Linked DNA regions of Homo sapiens: all the other regions are linked to region 2. A link is a loop called in an ENCODE intact Hi-C map of the cell type or tissue named here. Cell type or tissue: B cell. All regions are shown on one strand.

What was found. Peaks named below come from ENCODE experiments on the same cell type or tissue, not always from the same donor. Only the 100,000 strongest peaks of a DNase experiment are listed, where the experiment ranks them.
Region 1: it touches region 2 in a loop (25-fold over the local background); 4 of 110 quality-filtered maps call a loop at or near these places.
Region 3: it touches region 2 in a loop (15-fold over the local background); 4 of 110 quality-filtered maps call a loop at or near these places.

Annotation. Positions count from the first base shown.
Region 1 is chr19:1,566,039-1,571,038 of GRCh38, reverse strand. MEX3D (mex-3 RNA binding family member D) reads left to right here and starts at 2,714. Exons shown (of 2, transcript NM_203304.4): 1 at 2,714-3,575. The coding sequence starts at 2,981. It also overlaps the pseudogene RN7SL477P. RefSeq lists silencers at 2,435-2,484, 2,525-2,714. In B cell, CTCF peaks have their summits at 605 and 806; DNase peaks (open chromatin) are centred at 1,305, 2,588 and 3,598; H3K4me3 peaks cover 435 bases; H3K27me3 peaks cover 1,553 bases.
Region 2 is chr19:1,488,478-1,493,477 of GRCh38, reverse strand. PCSK4 (proprotein convertase subtilisin/kexin type 4) reads left to right here and starts at 3,128. Exons shown (of 15, transcript NM_017573.5): 1 at 3,128-3,320; 2 at 3,581-3,685. The coding sequence starts at 3,132. REEP6 (receptor accessory protein 6) reads right to left here and starts at 2,297. Exons shown (of 5, transcript NM_138393.4): 1 at 2,094-2,297. The coding sequence starts at 2,208. RefSeq lists silencers at 2,049-2,168, 2,199-2,738, 2,959-3,388. In B cell, no CTCF peak of the experiment used is centred here; DNase peaks (open chromatin) are centred at 2,647 and 3,686; H3K4me3 peaks cover 1,921 bases; H3K27ac peaks cover 668 bases; H3K27me3 peaks cover 714 bases.
Region 3 is chr19:1,588,680-1,593,679 of GRCh38, reverse strand. It overlaps MBD3 (methyl-CpG binding domain protein 3), which reads left to right and starts at 815. Exons shown (of 7, transcript NM_001281453.2): 1 at 815-1,158. The coding sequence starts at 1,049. RefSeq lists enhancers at 375-424, 1,802-2,791 and silencers at 675-744, 815-864, 1,025-1,324, 1,465-1,564. In B cell, CTCF peaks have their summits at 2,639 and 2,842 (motif pointing left); DNase peaks (open chromatin) are centred at 739, 1,229, 2,529 and 2,659; H3K4me3 peaks cover 2,391 bases; H3K27ac peaks cover 2,062 bases.

The sequences.
Region 1 (5,000 bases), 78 kb before region 2:
CACCGCGCCCGGCGCCCGGCTGACAATGCCATTAATAATTGCAAGTGGCTGGGCATAGTGTTACCCACCTGTAGTCCCAGCAGTTTGGGAGGCTGAGGCAGGAGGATTGCTTGAGGTTAGGAGTTCAAGACTAGCCCGGGCAACAAAAAGGACCCTGTCTCTACAAATACAAAAAGTAGCCCGGTGTGGTGGTGCACACCTGTGGTCCCAGCTACTCAGGAGGCTGAGGCGGGAGGATTGCTTGAGCTCGGGAGTTCTGAGCTGTAGTGAGCTATGCTGATCCAGCGTCTACATTAATATGATGACCTCCCTGGACTGGGAGGACCACCAGGTTGCCTAAGGAGGGCTGAACCTACCCAAGTCAGAGACGGAGCTGGTCAAAGCTCTCATGCTGATCTGTCCTGGGGTCACACCTGTGAATAGCCACTGCACCCCAGCCTGGGCAACAGAGCAAGACTCTGTCCGAAAAAGAAAGAAAAGGAAAGGAGAGGAGAGGGGAGGGGAGCAGAGAAGGAAGGGAGAATCCTGGTTGATACGGTGAAACCCTGTCTCTACAAAAAATACAAAAAATTAGCTGGGTGTGGCGTCAGGCACCTGTAGTCCCAGCCACTCGGGAGGCTGAGACAGGAGAATGGCGTGAACCCAGAGGCGGAGCTTGCAGTGAGCCAAGACTGCACCACTGCACTCCAACCTGGGTGACAGAGCGAGACTCCGTCTAAAAAAAAAAAAAGAAAGAAAGAAGGAAGGAAGGAAGGAAGGGAGAGAAAAGAAGAAATGAAGAACGAAATAAAGGATGAAAGAAAAGGAAGGAAGCAAGGAAGGAAGGAGAAGAAAGAAAAGAAAGAAGGAAAGAAAGACAGAAAAAAGAAAAGGAAGAGAAAGAAAAAAAGGAAAGAAAGAAAAGGAAAAGAAAAAAGAGAAAGAAAGGAAAGAGAAAGAAAGAAAAAGAAAAGAAAGAAAGGAAGAAAGAAAGAAAAAAAGGAAAGAAAGAGAAAAAAAGAAAGAGAGAAAGAAAGAGAGATAGAAAAACAATTCCAAGCATGGGCGTGCACGAAAGAGAAGTCCAGGACCCCAGGAGGGGAAGTGGGGCTGGATGCAGCCTGGGGTCAGGAGAGAGATTTTGGGTGGGGAAGGGCTCCAGGCAGGGGGATCCTGACCCTGCCTGCCTGGAAGAAGTGGGCAGAGAAGCCACCAAAAGTGAAGGGCCCAGCAGTGGGTGGCTGTGGCTGAGGGACTAGAAGAGTGGCTGAGGGGGACCCAGGGTGTGTGAGGCGGGGGGAGGGGACAGAGGAGAAGCCTTGCTAGGCAAAGGGGCAGGCTGCCCCACTCCTGCCCAGAGAGCCCTGCCTTCGGTCCAAGTTTGCACAGCCAGCCAGGGACAGGTCTGGTAGAAGAGGGGGGCAGGTAGACCCAGCCAGACAGGTTTATCACAAAAAACCCCACAGGTGCAAGGAAGGCCCCGAAGGACAGCTGGAGGAAGAGCCGCTGGGAAAGCGGCTATTTTTTTTTTTTTTTTTTTTTTTTGAGAGGAGTCTTGCTCTGTCAACCAGGCTGGAGTGCAGTGGTGCAATCTCGACTCACTGCAACCACCACCTCCAGGGTTCAAGCAATTATCCTGCCTCAGCTTCCTGAGTAGCTGGGATTACAGGTGCGCGCCACCACGCCTGGCTAATTTTTGTATTTTTAGTAGAGTCGGGGGTTTCACCATGTTGGCCAGGCTGGTCTCTAACTCCTGACCTCGTGATCCACCCGCCTCGGCCTCCCAAACTGCTGGGATGACAGGCATGAGCCACCGCGCCCGGCAAGGGTGGCTTTAGAGGTGGACAACGCCCGTTGCGGGGAAAGGCACCCCAGAAGAGGGTGGGGCTCCACATGGAGGGTTCTGGCTGGTGTGAGCCTGCCCTCGCCATGGAAGCACCACTGTGGTAGAGAGGTCTCTGGCTGGGGGCACAGAGACCGGGTCTGTGGCCTTGGGTGGGGCGGAGGAGGTGGCGTGGAGGAGGTGGCCTGATCCCAAAGCCGGGAGCCAGCCAGAGGGGAGCTAGGAGAGACTAGGGGAGAGGGACCTCAGGCCCTGGGGTGTGCATGATTGTGGAGCTGTCCCTGGCACAGAGGCTGGGGGTGGGGCAGGGGCCTGACCCTAAAGCCCACCTGATAGCAAGGGGTACTTGGGGACTGGGACCCCAGGCCCTGGGGGGTGCACCGTGGGGCGGGGGTTGGACCCTGGCACAGAGGCGGTGGGCGGGCAGGAGCCTGACTTCGAAGTCCAGTGGGATCGCGAGGGGGACTTGGAGAGGACCCCACGCCTTTATGCAGGGAGGTGGGGGTCCCTGGCACAAGGAAGCGGGCGTGGAGCAAGAGACCTCGCTTGGGGGCGACCCGGATCTCTAGGGGAAATTGGGGAGCGGGACCTCGGGCCCTGGGGCGCGCGAGGCAGGGACTCTCAGGCTTGGGGAGGGAGCGCTGTCCAGGCAGGGGCTGAGCCGCACACACCTGCAGCAGCGCCCGCACGTGCGGATGCGCCCGGGTTCCCGCCCGAGCGCCGGGCGGAGGCGGGGCCTGGACCACGTGCCCGGCGCCGGCCCCGCCCCGGCCCCGCCCCGCGCGCCTGCGCCCTGGGGGCCGCCCATTGTTGGGCCGCGGCGTGACGTCGCGGGGGCGGGGCCGGGGCGGGGCCGCGGGAGGCGGCGGGAGGGAAGGAGCGTCCCGCGCCGCCGCCGCCGCCTCGGCCGCCGAGGAGCCGCCGCCGCCGTCGCCGCCGCCGCCGAGCCGCAGCCAGAGTCGCTGCCGCCGCCCGGCCCGGCCCGGCCCGGCCCCGAGCAGCCCCGCGCCGCCGCCGCCCCGCCCGCCCGGCCCCCCGTGCCCGCCCCCGCCGCTGGATGCAGGCGGCCGGCGGCCCAGCTCGCAGAGGCGGAGGGCGGCGCGGGCGGCGGCGGCGGCGCGGGCGGCAGGAGCGCGGGCCCCAGCGCTAGCTCCCGCCATGCCCAGCTCGCTCGGCCAGCCCGACGGCGGCGGGGGCGGGGGCGGCGGCGGCGGCGGCGTGGGGGCGGCGGGGGAGGACCCCGGACCCGGACCTGCGCCCCCGCCCGAGGGCGCCCAGGAGGCCGCGCCCGCGCCCCGGCCGCCGCCCGAACCCGACGACGCGGCCGCCGCGCTCCGCCTGGCGCTGGACCAGCTGTCGGCGCTCGGGCTGGGGGGCGCTGGCGACACGGACGAGGAGGGGGCGGCCGGGGACGGCGCAGCGGCGGCGGGGGGCGCGGACGGCGGGGCGGCTCCGGAGCCTGTGCCCCCCGACGGACCTGAGGCCGGCGCGCCCCCGACCCTGGCCCCCGCCGTGGCCCCCGGGTCGCTGCCGCTGCTGGACCCCAACGCGAGTCCCCCGCCGCCGCCGCCGCCCCGGCCGTCGCCCCCCGACGTGTTCGCGGGCTTCGCGCCCCACCCCGCGGCCCTGGGGCCCCCGACGCTGCTGGCCGACCAGATGAGCGTGATCGGCAGCCGCAAGAAAAGCGTCAACATGACCGAGTGCGTCCCGGTGCCCAGCTCCGAGCACGTCGCCGAGATCGTGGGTCGCCAGGGTGAGTGGCCCTCGTCGGGGGTTGCTGTCCTGGGGGTCCCCGCACCGTCCGCCCCGGGGAAGGGGGTCGCCCGAGCCCAGCCCAGCCCGCGCCGGACGCCCCGCACCGGACACGCCCCGCGTGGGCTCCGGCCTCGGCCGCTGCCTTTGCGCCTTTGTCCTGCAGCCGCCGCGGGAGAAAGTTGGGCGCAGCCCGCGCTCCTCCCCTGCGCGCTCCGGCCCCGCCGCCGCCTTTGTCTGGGCCGCCTCCAGCCCGGAAAGGCTCCGGGGAGCCGCGCCGCAGCCCAGGCCCTCGGCCGCCCGCAGGGGCACCCCAGAGAGGGGCTCGAGGGCCCGGGGCTCCGGCCGGGCGGGGGGCGCCCCACACCCAGCACAGGCGGCGGGGCGGGGCAAGCGCAGGTTTAGGGGTGGCTTAGGGGGGCCGCCTGCAGGACCGGGAGAGAAGGCTGACAGTACAAAGAGCGCACGTCTCAGTCTCCAGCCTGGGGCCCTGACTGGGGTGGGGACGGGACCGGGCAGGAGAGGGTCCCTGCTCCACTCTCTGGCCCCGAGTCAGGGATTTCGGGGCCTGGGGAAGGACCGGCTGTCAAAGCCACTTCTGGGGTGCAGCCTGCTGGGCAGGCCGGCGGGCGGCAGGCCCCGGGTGTGGGGTCCAGCGGTGGCATCGTCGGAGCTTCCCTCTGGCCGCCCCATTGTTCTCTTTGTTAGAGAGCGAGGCTGAGATTTGCAGGGTGACATCAGGCCGGCCGCTGCTCATTGGCCCCCGAGCTGCGGGGCGGGCGGGCGGGTGGTGGGCAGTGCCTGGCCCAGCTCACACCCACCACCCCGTTAGCCACCCGCCCGCCTGCCTCCCTCAACTTTCTCCTGCCTTCCCGCCACCCCTCCCCGCTCCTGGGTCCCCGCTGACCGCCAGTGATCAGCCAGGTTCTAGAACTTGGGGTGGGGCCTTGGCGGGGCTGGTGGTGGGGCCGCAGGACACTTGGGCTGGGGGTCCCTGCCTCCCCGGGGCCCTCGGGAATCCAGGCCAGAGAAAGGTGTGGGGGGCTGGGATTGCAAGGTCATCTATGGCCCTGGCCTCAGGCGGGGGACCACCAGGGCGCCCTCCCCTCCGCCCTTTCCCTCGGTCCAGGTGGGTGGGGCACCACAGCCTCCTGTCTTTTGGTCGTTCATTTGTCCAGCTCATGTGGGGACCCACGGAGGGTCAGGCATGGTGCTGGCCCCAGGAAGCATGCTCTGGAGTGGTGGGTGGGGAGGGACTGGGTTCTGTCTCAGTCCTGCTGGCTGCCCTTGGTGGGACCCCCTGGCAGGAGGGCGCCCTACCATCCTGTTACTGCCTCCCCATTGAGGCCTTCCACCCGGCCTCCATGTCCCATACCCAGGGCCTAGAACGGGACAGCTGCCCTGTGCGGAGTGTCTGGGAGCCTGT
Region 2 (5,000 bases):
GCCACTTCTGGACCAAAGGGCAGAGGCCCAAGTCCCCCCAGCCCCTCCCACCTGCTTTAGTCTTTATCCAAAAGCACCCAAGGTCAGGGGTAGGAGGAGTCCCCCAGCTGGTCCCAGGAGTGGCCTCCCAGTCACTGTCCCCTCTGAGTTTCTTCGTATGTTACCCAGGGGTGTGGGATTTGTCAATTTAAAGGAGGTGGGAGATGGGGATGAGGGACTGCCATCTCTCCCCGGGCCTGGCTCGTGGGGAGGAATGACTCTCCCAGGGCGTCCCTCCCCTAAATCCCTTTTCCTGCAGCTTCAGCGACGGGAGGATGACCTTGGACATCAGAACTGTGGAGGGAGGCCCAGCCCCCAAGATTAGCAGCAGATGGGACTGGGGGTGGGCAGGGTGGAGGACTGTATGCTTCAGACAGAACAGGCACAGAGGCAGCCCCTGCCTCCCTGTGCCTCAGTTTCGTCTCTGGTGACACGGTGCCCCAGGCAGCCCCTCCCTGCTGCCTGCCTCCTGGGCGCTCTACGACCTAAATTCCTGCCCACTAGCCCCAGGGATGTGGAAAGGGAGGGCAGAGGTCAGGGACCTGCTCCCGGGGGCAGGCACAGCCGGGCCATGCCCATGCCACCTGCTGCGCTGCACATGGGACCAGGCACCTGGGGACCTCCAGGGTGTGGGCACAGACTTCAGACTGTTCTGGCGCTGCCTGGCATGGGAACCCCCAGATGGTGGGAAAATTGGGGGGGAACTGGACTCCTGGGATCCACCTGCAGAAGGTGCTCAAAAAAGTGGCACTGTCCTCTACCCAGAATACCCCAGGCCCAGAGCAAGTCCTTGTGAGTCATTCTGCGGAGCTTCCTGGAAGAGAAGGCAGAGCCAGTGGGGCTGGGAGCACCACACAAACGGAAGAAAGGCTGGGTGCAGTGGCTTCCACCTGTAATCCCAGAGCTTTGGGAGGCTGAGGCAGGAGGATCGCTTGAGCCCAGAAGTTTAAGACTAGTCTGGGTAACATAGTGAGACCCTGTCTCTTAAAAAAGTTAATTTTAAAAAGTTTTAGGCCAGGCAAGGTGGCTCATGCCTGTAATCCCAGCAGTTTGGGAGGCCGAGGTGGGCAGATCACCTGAGGCCAGGAGTTCAAGACCAGCCTGGCCAACATGGTGAAACCCCGTTTCACCATGTTGAACGGCTAAAAATACAAAAGTTAGCCGGGCATGGTGGTGGGTACCTGTAATCCCAGCTACTTGGTAGACTGAGGCAGGAGAATCGCTTGAACCCAGGAGGTGGAGGTTGCAGTGAGCCAAGATCACACCACTGCACTCCAGCCTGGGCAGCAGAGCAAGACTCGGTCTCAAAAAAAAGTTTTAAAGGTGGGGAGGGAGGCATTTAAGGAGCGTTTACTACATGCTCTTGCTAGAGATTTGGAAAGGGGAAGGGGCGCGCAGCGTCACCAAGGGTGAAAGTCACGGAAGAACTGTAATGGAGTCACAATCGGGGTGCCTGGATCTCCGGCTCTGTGGGCCCCAGTCCAGCCTCCCCACATCACAGCCGTCAGACAACCCAACTCCGTCTTAACAAACATTTACGCTCGGTGGCACTAAGCCATTGAGCTGGGGGAAGGTGAGCTAGGGCAGGAGAGGAGGAGGAAAGGAGAAGGGTCCTGGGCAGGCCCCCAGGACGGTCCGTTCCCCTTCCCGCCAGGAGCCTCCCCTCAGAAAAACGGGAAGATCTCTACTGTTGCAGCCAGGCCGGGGTCCACGGGGGAAGGGGGACGGCGAAACGCGCAGGACACTGGCATCCCGACCCCTCTGGGGCCACTGGGCAACTGGAAGAACCGGACTTCGGCATGGCAGGCACCCAGCGCCCGGAAGGAGGCGTCGGGGGGCGGCCAGGGGCGGAAGCTAGAGAGGGGTGGCCCGGGAGCAGGGTCGCAGGGCGCGGGCAAGGGAAGGGCTGCGGGCGGACCTCGAGGTCCCAGTCACCTCGCGCGCTCCACCGGCCGGACCGGACCCCGTAGCCGGGGAAGGAGTCCGGTCTGCGACCCCCAGGCCCATGGCCTCGGTGTGCCCGTCGGCGAAACGGGCTAGCGCCGACGGCTCACCTGCAGCCAGATACCGCTTCTCCACCCCGGTCTTGGCCTCCAGCGCCCCCAGCACTTCGGTGACCAGGTTCCTTTGCTCCAGGAAGTGCTCCACGCGCTGCCTCAGGCCGTCCATGGCCCCGACGCGCCCGGGGTTGGCTGCTCGAGCTCGCCCGCGGACCAGGGCACCCACCCCGCTGCACGCGCACCGCTTTCCCGCAGCCTGAGCCGCGATGCTCCGGCCCCGCGCCGGTGTCCGCCCCCGGCCCCCCGCTAGGACCAATGGGAGGGCAGGGCGGACAAAGGAGGAGGGGCCTGCCCCGTCTCCCCCGCCGCATAGCCCTCCGCCACGGCCGCCGCTGCCCAGACCCCGCCGGGAGAGGGCGGGGCGCGGCGGCCCAGGGCACCGATTGGCCGGGCCGGAGCGAGACGTAGCTGATTGGAAGGGCGGTGTCAGAGGATGGGATTATTGGCTGAAGGGTGGAGCCAGGGCGAGGAGAGGCGTGGGGGGGCGGAACCGGGGGGAGGGGCTAAAGAAACATCCGAGCCGATTGGAGAAACGGGACGCGATTCATTGGCGAGACCAGTGGAGGGCGGGGCTGATCACAAAGGAGGCAGGGCGGAATGGTAGGGGCGGGAACGGGGCGAGGCTTATCGGAGGAGGCGGGATTACGCAAAAGAATGATTCTGATTAGGCCGGACAGGAGGCCGGGCTGATTCTCGAAGGAGGGGTGTGTTGGAAAGTGGGAGAGGTCAAACAAAGGGTAGGACGCGTTATCGCAACAGTGAACCCGCTTCTCTGGGTTAGTCTTGTCGTTGTACAAATGGGAAAACTGAGGCTCCCGAGGGTGTGGGTCTGCGGAAGACGGGCAGGCGTGCGTCCCTCTCCCGCTTCTGTTAGATCTTCGCGCCCCTCCTGGCTGAGTAGCCGCAAGGCCCCCTGGGAGTCGAAGCCTTCTGCGTTGCTATGGCGCCGGGGGCGGGTCGGACGCCTGGGCCCACTCGGCGGTTTGGCGGGAGGGAGGGGATTTGCGCAGGCCCCGCTCCCGCCCCGCCTCCATGCGGCCCGCCCCGATTGCGCTGTGGCTGCGCCTGGTCTTGGCCCTGGCCCTTGTCCGCCCCCGGGCTGTGGGGTGGGCCCCGGTCCGAGCCCCCATCTATGTCAGCAGCTGGGCCGTCCAGGTGTCCCAGGGTAACCGGGAGGTCGAGCGCCTGGCACGCAAATTCGGCTTCGTCAACCTGGGGCCGGTGGGTGGGACCGGGATAGACGGGAAGTGGGGGCTTGGAGGGGACTGAACAACCCTAGACCCCGACAAGGGGGAGGGAGCCCACAAGGTCTTCTAAATATCAAGAGTCCCAGCCCACCCCTGCCTCAGCCAAGCTCAGCTTCTGGGACTCCCAGAGAGCACCTGCTGGGGAAGGACAAAGAAGGGGGCTGTTACCGGCCCTCGGGGGCTTCAGCAGGGGAGCCGGGTCCCATCGGTGCGGCCGCTTCCCCACATCCCCAGATCTTCCCTGACGGGCAGTACTTTCACCTGCGGCACCGGGGCGTGGTCCAGCAGTCCCTGACCCCGCACTGGGGCCACCGCCTGCACCTGAAGAAAAACCCCAAGGTGAGCCTGGCCTGGAGGCCAACCCCCTGCCCGGGGTCTCAGCTGCCTCCTGGGGCCACCAGCCATCTTCTGTGGTTCTCGTGGTTGTTATGAACAGCTGTGTGCTTTCTGTGGCTCAGACCCGCCCGGGCCCCAAGTCTATACAGCAAGAGGAGGCAGGAAGACCCAGATACGGAAATCATGGCGCCTGCCAGGGCCTGGTACACAGTGGGCACCTCTTGTCCTCCCCCTCCCTCCTCTGGGCCCCAGGGGCTCTGGTAAGGAGGGACAGACGGCGTGACTTCCCCACCGTCTAGGTCATGGGATGGAGGGAAGGGGATTTTACGACACCGTAATGGGTTCCAAAGAGTAGGAGGCTTGGCCCGGCGCGGTGGCTCACGCCTGTAATCCCAGCACTTTGGGAGGCGGAGGCGGTCGGATCACAAGGTCAGGAAATCGAGACGAGATCCTAGCGAACACGGTGAAACCCTGTCTCTACTGAAAATACAAAAAAATTAGCCGGGCATGGTGGCAGGCGCCTGTAGTCCCAGCTATTCAGGAGGCTTAGGCAGGAGAATGGTGTGAACCCGGGAGGCGGAGCTTGCAGTGAGCCGAGATCGCGCCATTGCACTCCAGCCTGGGCGACAGAGCGAGACTCCGTCTCAAAAAAAAAAAAAAAAAAAGTAGGAGGCTTACAGTCACCCAGTGGCCCTCAGGACGCAGTGTCCAGGCGCTCAGAAAGGGGCCTGGGTCCCATCGGGCTGGGCCCTGTCTAGAAAATGCCTGGGATGTCAAGCTGAGGGGTTGGGATGGAGCCTGGGAAGCCCTCGGAGGCCAGGAAGTGCCTTGAACAGGACTGGACAGCTGCCTGCTTACAGCACCGGGAGGGAGAGCAGTGGCCAGTTCCTGATGTGGTTTGCAAGAGAGAAGCCAGGCCTGGCGTGGTGGTTCATGCCTGTAATCCCGGCACTTCGGGAGGCCAAGGCAGGCAGATCACTTAAGCTCAGGAGTTCGAGACCAGCCTGATCAACATGGCGAAACCCCATCTCTACTAAATGTACAAAAATTAGCCGGGCATGGTGGTGTGCGCCTGTAGTCCCAGCTACTTGGGAGGCTGAGGTAGGAGAATCGCTTGAACCCAGGAGGCAGAGGTTGCAGTGAGCCAAGATTGCGCCACTGCACCCCAGCCTGGGCGACAGAACAAGACTCTGTCTCAAAAAAAGAAAAAAAATAAGGAAGTGATGCAGGAGAGAGATAGAAGGATCTAGAACAGGGATGGGGGAGAGAGTGGGGTGGGGACCCGGGGACCTGCAGTCACCCGCGGCAGCAACGACGC
Region 3 (5,000 bases), 100 kb before region 2:
CGATTCCGCAGGAAGGTCCTGGAACTCTCCCGGCCAGAGATGGTGGCTGGACTAAGGTGCAGGGGGTGGTCGGGGAGCTGGGGGGGGGTGCTCAGATTCCTGGATTTTGAGGGTTCAAAAAGCAGCTGGACGGGGCGCAGTGGCTCACGCCTGTAATCCCAGCGCTTTGGGAGGCCGAAGTGGGCTGATCACCTGAAGTAAGGAGTTCGAGTCCAGCCTGGCCAACATGGTGAAATCCCGTCTCTACTAAAACTACAAAAATTAGCCGTCCGTGGAACCAGCTACTTGGGAGGCTGAGGCATAACAACTTGAACCCGGGAGGCGGAGGCTACAGTGAGCCAAGATCGCGCCTCTGCACTCCAGCCTGGGTGACAGAGACCCCGTCTCAAAAAAAAAAAAGCTACTGGAGGGAACTTGGGGGCGTGGAAGGGGTGGTCACGGGGGAAGTCCCCCAGATTTGGACGCTCGTAAAAAGCTCGGAAGCTGGGAGACCAGGAGGGCGGGGAAGTCGAGGTCCAGTCACTGGGCCAGAGTCCCCAAGACTTGGGCTGGAGAAAGGTCGGAGGAAAGGACCCCACTAGTCCGAAAGCATGTCCCCGCGCACGCGCACCAGGCGGCCGGCAGAGACAGGGCACAGTAAAAGGAGCCGCGCGGACTCCGGGCACAGCTGCTGGGCACTGGCAGCTCGCAAGGCACAGCGCGCAGGCGCGCACGCCACTTAAGGCCCCGCCCCCTCCCAGCGCGCTGATTGGCGGGGCCGTAGAGGGGCGGGGGCATGGCGCCGCGGCTGCGCAGCGCGGGGCCCCGCGCGGGCGGGTGGGCGGAGCGGGCCCCCCGAGCGGGGGCTGGCGAGCGCGGGGAGGGGGCCGAAAGGGCGGCAAAGCCGGCGCGCGCCCGGCTGGGGGCGGAGGGCGGGGGCCCGCGGGCCGGAACAGCCGCGGCAAGTGGCGGCGGCGGCAGCGGCAGCGGAGGCAGCTGAGGCGGCGGCGGCGAGTGGGGGTCCGGGCGGCGGCGGCGGGCCCGGCGGCGGGCCGAGGAGCCGGGCGCAATGGAGCGGAAGAGGTGGGAGTGCCCGGCGCTCCCGCAGGGCTGGGAGAGGGAAGAAGTGCCCAGAAGGTCGGGGCTGTCGGCCGGCCACAGGGATGTCTTTTACTATAGGTGAATGAGCGCGCCGGCCGCGCAGGGCCTCAACGGGCTCCTCCCAGCGGCCTCTGCGGCGGCCTCGGCGCCCCTGCCCCGGGCCGCGGCCTGGGCCCCGCGCGTGCGTCGTGCGTGCGTGCGTGCGTCTTGCGTGCGTGTGCGCCCGGCGCGCGGAGGCCCAGTGCGCGTGCGCCGCTTGTTGGGCCGCATGGCTTTCGGCCGGCCGTTCAGGGACTGGCTGCCGGACGGCGACTGCGGCCTTTGTTCGTGCGCGCTGGGCCAGGGGCGCCTGGCGGCGGCCAGATGCTACCGGGGGGCAGGGGTGGAGGGTGGGCTGTCCCTTTGGTTCCCGTGAGACGCAGGGGGTGCCTTCTTGGGGCGCTCCTGGGGTGGCGCGGAGCCCGAGGGGGTGGCCAGCCGGGATTTCGGGGAGCAGGGCTCATGGGCGGATCGGGGAGGGCGTGCGTGAAAATACGGGTTCTTGGGCTCGCCCCAGTCCTGGGAATAAGCGCCTCAGGGTGACTGGTCTCCCACGCAGCGTTGCTTTTTTTAAAGGTATTCCCCTTGACTCCTTCCGAGGCCTCTGGTCCTCTTGGGTCGTGGCCCCCTCAGGGTGGAGACCTGAGGCTTTCGACTTTCCGAGCCCACCTAACGGTAGTCTTTGCGTGGATGTTACTGGTGGTGGAAGGCTTTCAGAGACCCCCCCGTCCCCAAATTGGAACAAGGCGCTGCTCTGAAAGGTCGCAGGGAACCCCCTCCGTGGAACAAAGACTTAGTCGCCTGCTGCAGCCAAGTCCCAGACAGTCGGCCACCTGCTGTTTGTCCTCTTTTTTTTTTTTTTCCTGGCTCGGGAAAGATGCTTTTGATTCTGGGCCAGCTTTGATTGCGCCCTCCCCTTGGTTCAGTGTCCCGTGGCGCCTTCAGGTCCCCCAGGAGGGGAAAGCGGAGGACGCCTGCCATGTGCCGAGCACCTGGGTAAAGGGGGGTGTGCGGCTGGTCCCCCTTTTTCCCACAGCTCGGGGTCGTGGGCAGGAGACCGCCCAGGTGAGGGCGGGTGGTTTCCACGAGCCAAGGAGGGGCAGAACGACCGCTCCGTCCACTGTGCACTTCGGTCCTCTGTGGTTCTTGACTGTCCCGGTTTGGGGAGATAAAGTGAGAAAAGTGAGCGGGGAAAGGATGGCTGTGATCAGAAGCAATGTGTGGGGCCTCGTCCTGCAGGAGGAGCTCAGGGACTGGTTCCTGGAAAGTTGGAGGACAGCAAGAGAGGGGAAACTTGGTCCCCAAATGTGTACCCTTATGAGCTGGAACCCTGTACACGTCCTGAGATCTGCAGTGACACATGCTGAAATCTGGGAGGGCAGATGACGGGGCCTGAATGAGACTGGGGTCAGGGAGGGCTTCTCTGAGGACGTGACATTGAGTGACAGGGAGAGGCGTCCAGGCAGCAGGAACCCCCTAAGAGGTGGCTGCAGCTTGGGAGCTAGAACCAAGGCCAGCTTGAGCGGAGTATCCTGAGGCTGTCATCACCCCACCTCTCTCATTCCCACTCTGGGCCCTGGCCCTGAGCATGAGGGTCTAGCAGTGGAGAAAAGCAGGGAGAAGCTCCTCTACAGGCTAGAGATTTCAGGTTTCTCTGCAGAGGGTGAAGCCAGGCAGCCCAGAGCCGCCCTCTGCAGGTCTGGGGCCTCAACCCAGCCCTTCATCTGAGGCTGCAGGCTCCCAGACTGCGTTTTCTGTTGGGGGTGCCTGGGGAGAGTTCAGGCCATGTTGCCCACTTTTTTCTATACGTGTGGTTTTATCAAGGCTGTTCTTTTTTCATTGAATAAAATCTCAGGGACATCATTTTGTGTCAATAGATGGGCATAACCTTTATTTAAAATTGAGATATAATTCACATTCCACAAAAGCTACCTTTTTTGTTTTTTTTCTTTGAGACAGGGTCTCACCCAGGCTGGAGTGCAGTGGTACAATCACGGCTTACGCATTCTTGACCTCCCAGGCTCAGGCGACCCTCTCAGCTCAGCCTCCCAAGTAGTGGGAATTACAGGCACGTGCCACCATACCTGGCTTATTTTTATAGAGATGGGGTTTTGCTGTGTTGCCTAGACTAGACTGGTCTCGAATTCCTGGACTCAAGCAGTTAACCCGCCTCAGCCTCCCAAAGTGCTGGGATTACAGGCATGAGCCACTGCCTGGCCAAAGCCACTTTTTAGAAATGTACAATTCAGTGGGGTTTTTTTTTGGAGATGGAGTTTCACTCTTGGCCCAGGCCACAGTGCAGTGACGCAATCCCAGCCCACTGCAACCTCCACCTCCCGGGTTCAAGCGATTCTTCTGCCTCAGCCTCCCGAGTAGCTGGGATTACAGGCGTCTGCCACCATGCCCGGCTAATTTTTGTATTTTTAGTAGAGAAGGGGTTTCGCCATGTTGGCCAGACTGGTCTCGAACTCCTGACCCCAGCACCTCAGCCTCCCAAAGTGCTGGGATTACAGGCCTGAGCCACCACACCCGGCCCCCAGTGGTTTTTAGTACATTGACAAAGTTGTGCAACCATCACCGCTATCTAATTCCAGAACATTCTCATCACCCTGAAAAGCAGCTCTGTCCTCATTAGCAGTCACTCCCCACTTGTTACTCCCCCAGCCCCTGGTAACCACTAACCCCCTCTATCTTGCATTTGCATTCATTCATTCATTTATTCATTGTGAGACAGGGTCTTGTTCTGTCACCCAGGCTGGAGTGCAGTGGTGCAGTCACAGCTCACTGCATTCCTTGACCTCCTGGGCTCAAGCGATCCTGCCTCCTAAGCCTCCAGCATAGCTGGGACTACAGGCATGTGCCACCATGCCCAGCTAATTTTTTATGTTCATTATTATTTATTTATTTTGAGAAGTAGTCCCGCTTTGTCACCCAGGGTGGAATGCAGTGGTGCAATCTCGGCTGACTGCAGCCTCCACCTCCTGAGTTCAAGCGATTCTCCTGCCTCAGACTCCTGAGTAGCTGGGATTACAGGCCCCCACCACAACCCCCAGCTAATTTTTATATTTTTAATAGAGACGGGGTTTCACCATGTTGGCCAGGCTGGTCTTGAACTCCTGACCTCAGGTGATCTGCCCTCCTTGGCCTCCCAAAGTGCTGGGATTACAGATGAAAGCCACTGCGCCTGCCTTCTTTTTTTTTTTTTTTTTTTTTTTTGAGACCGAGTTTCGTTCTTGTTGCCCAGGCTAGAGTGCAATGTTGCAGTGCAATGCTGCAATCTGGGCTCACTGCGACCTCCACCTCCTGAGTTCAAGCAATTCTCCTGCCTCGGCCTCCCAGCTAGCTGGGATTACAGGCATGTGCCACCACGCCCGGCTACTTTTGTATTTTTAGTCGAGATGGGGTTTCACCATGTTGGTCAGGCTGGTCTCGAACTCCTGATCTCAGGTGATTGGCCCTCCTTTGCTTCCCAAAGTGCTGGGATTACAGGTGTGAGCCACTGCATTTATTCTTTTTGAGAAGGTGTTATCGAGATACAGTTTTATGTACCATACAATACAGTCATTTAAAGTGCACGAGTCAATGGTTTTTCAGCATATTCACATATTTACGGATATAGGCAGCTATCCTCAGATTCAATTTTAGAATTTCCATCACCCTAGAAAGAACCCCAGGCCCATTTACCACTGCCTTGTGCGCCCACCCCCAGTCTTAACAACCAGGCTGTGGTCTGTGTGTGTCTCTTGTTCGCCTTACACCTTTTTTTTTTTTTTTTTTTTTTGGAGACACAGTCTTGCTCTGTCGCCCAGGCTGGAGTGCAGTGTCATGATCTCGGCTCACTGCAACCTCTGCCTCCTGGGTTCAACCCAATTCTGCGTCAG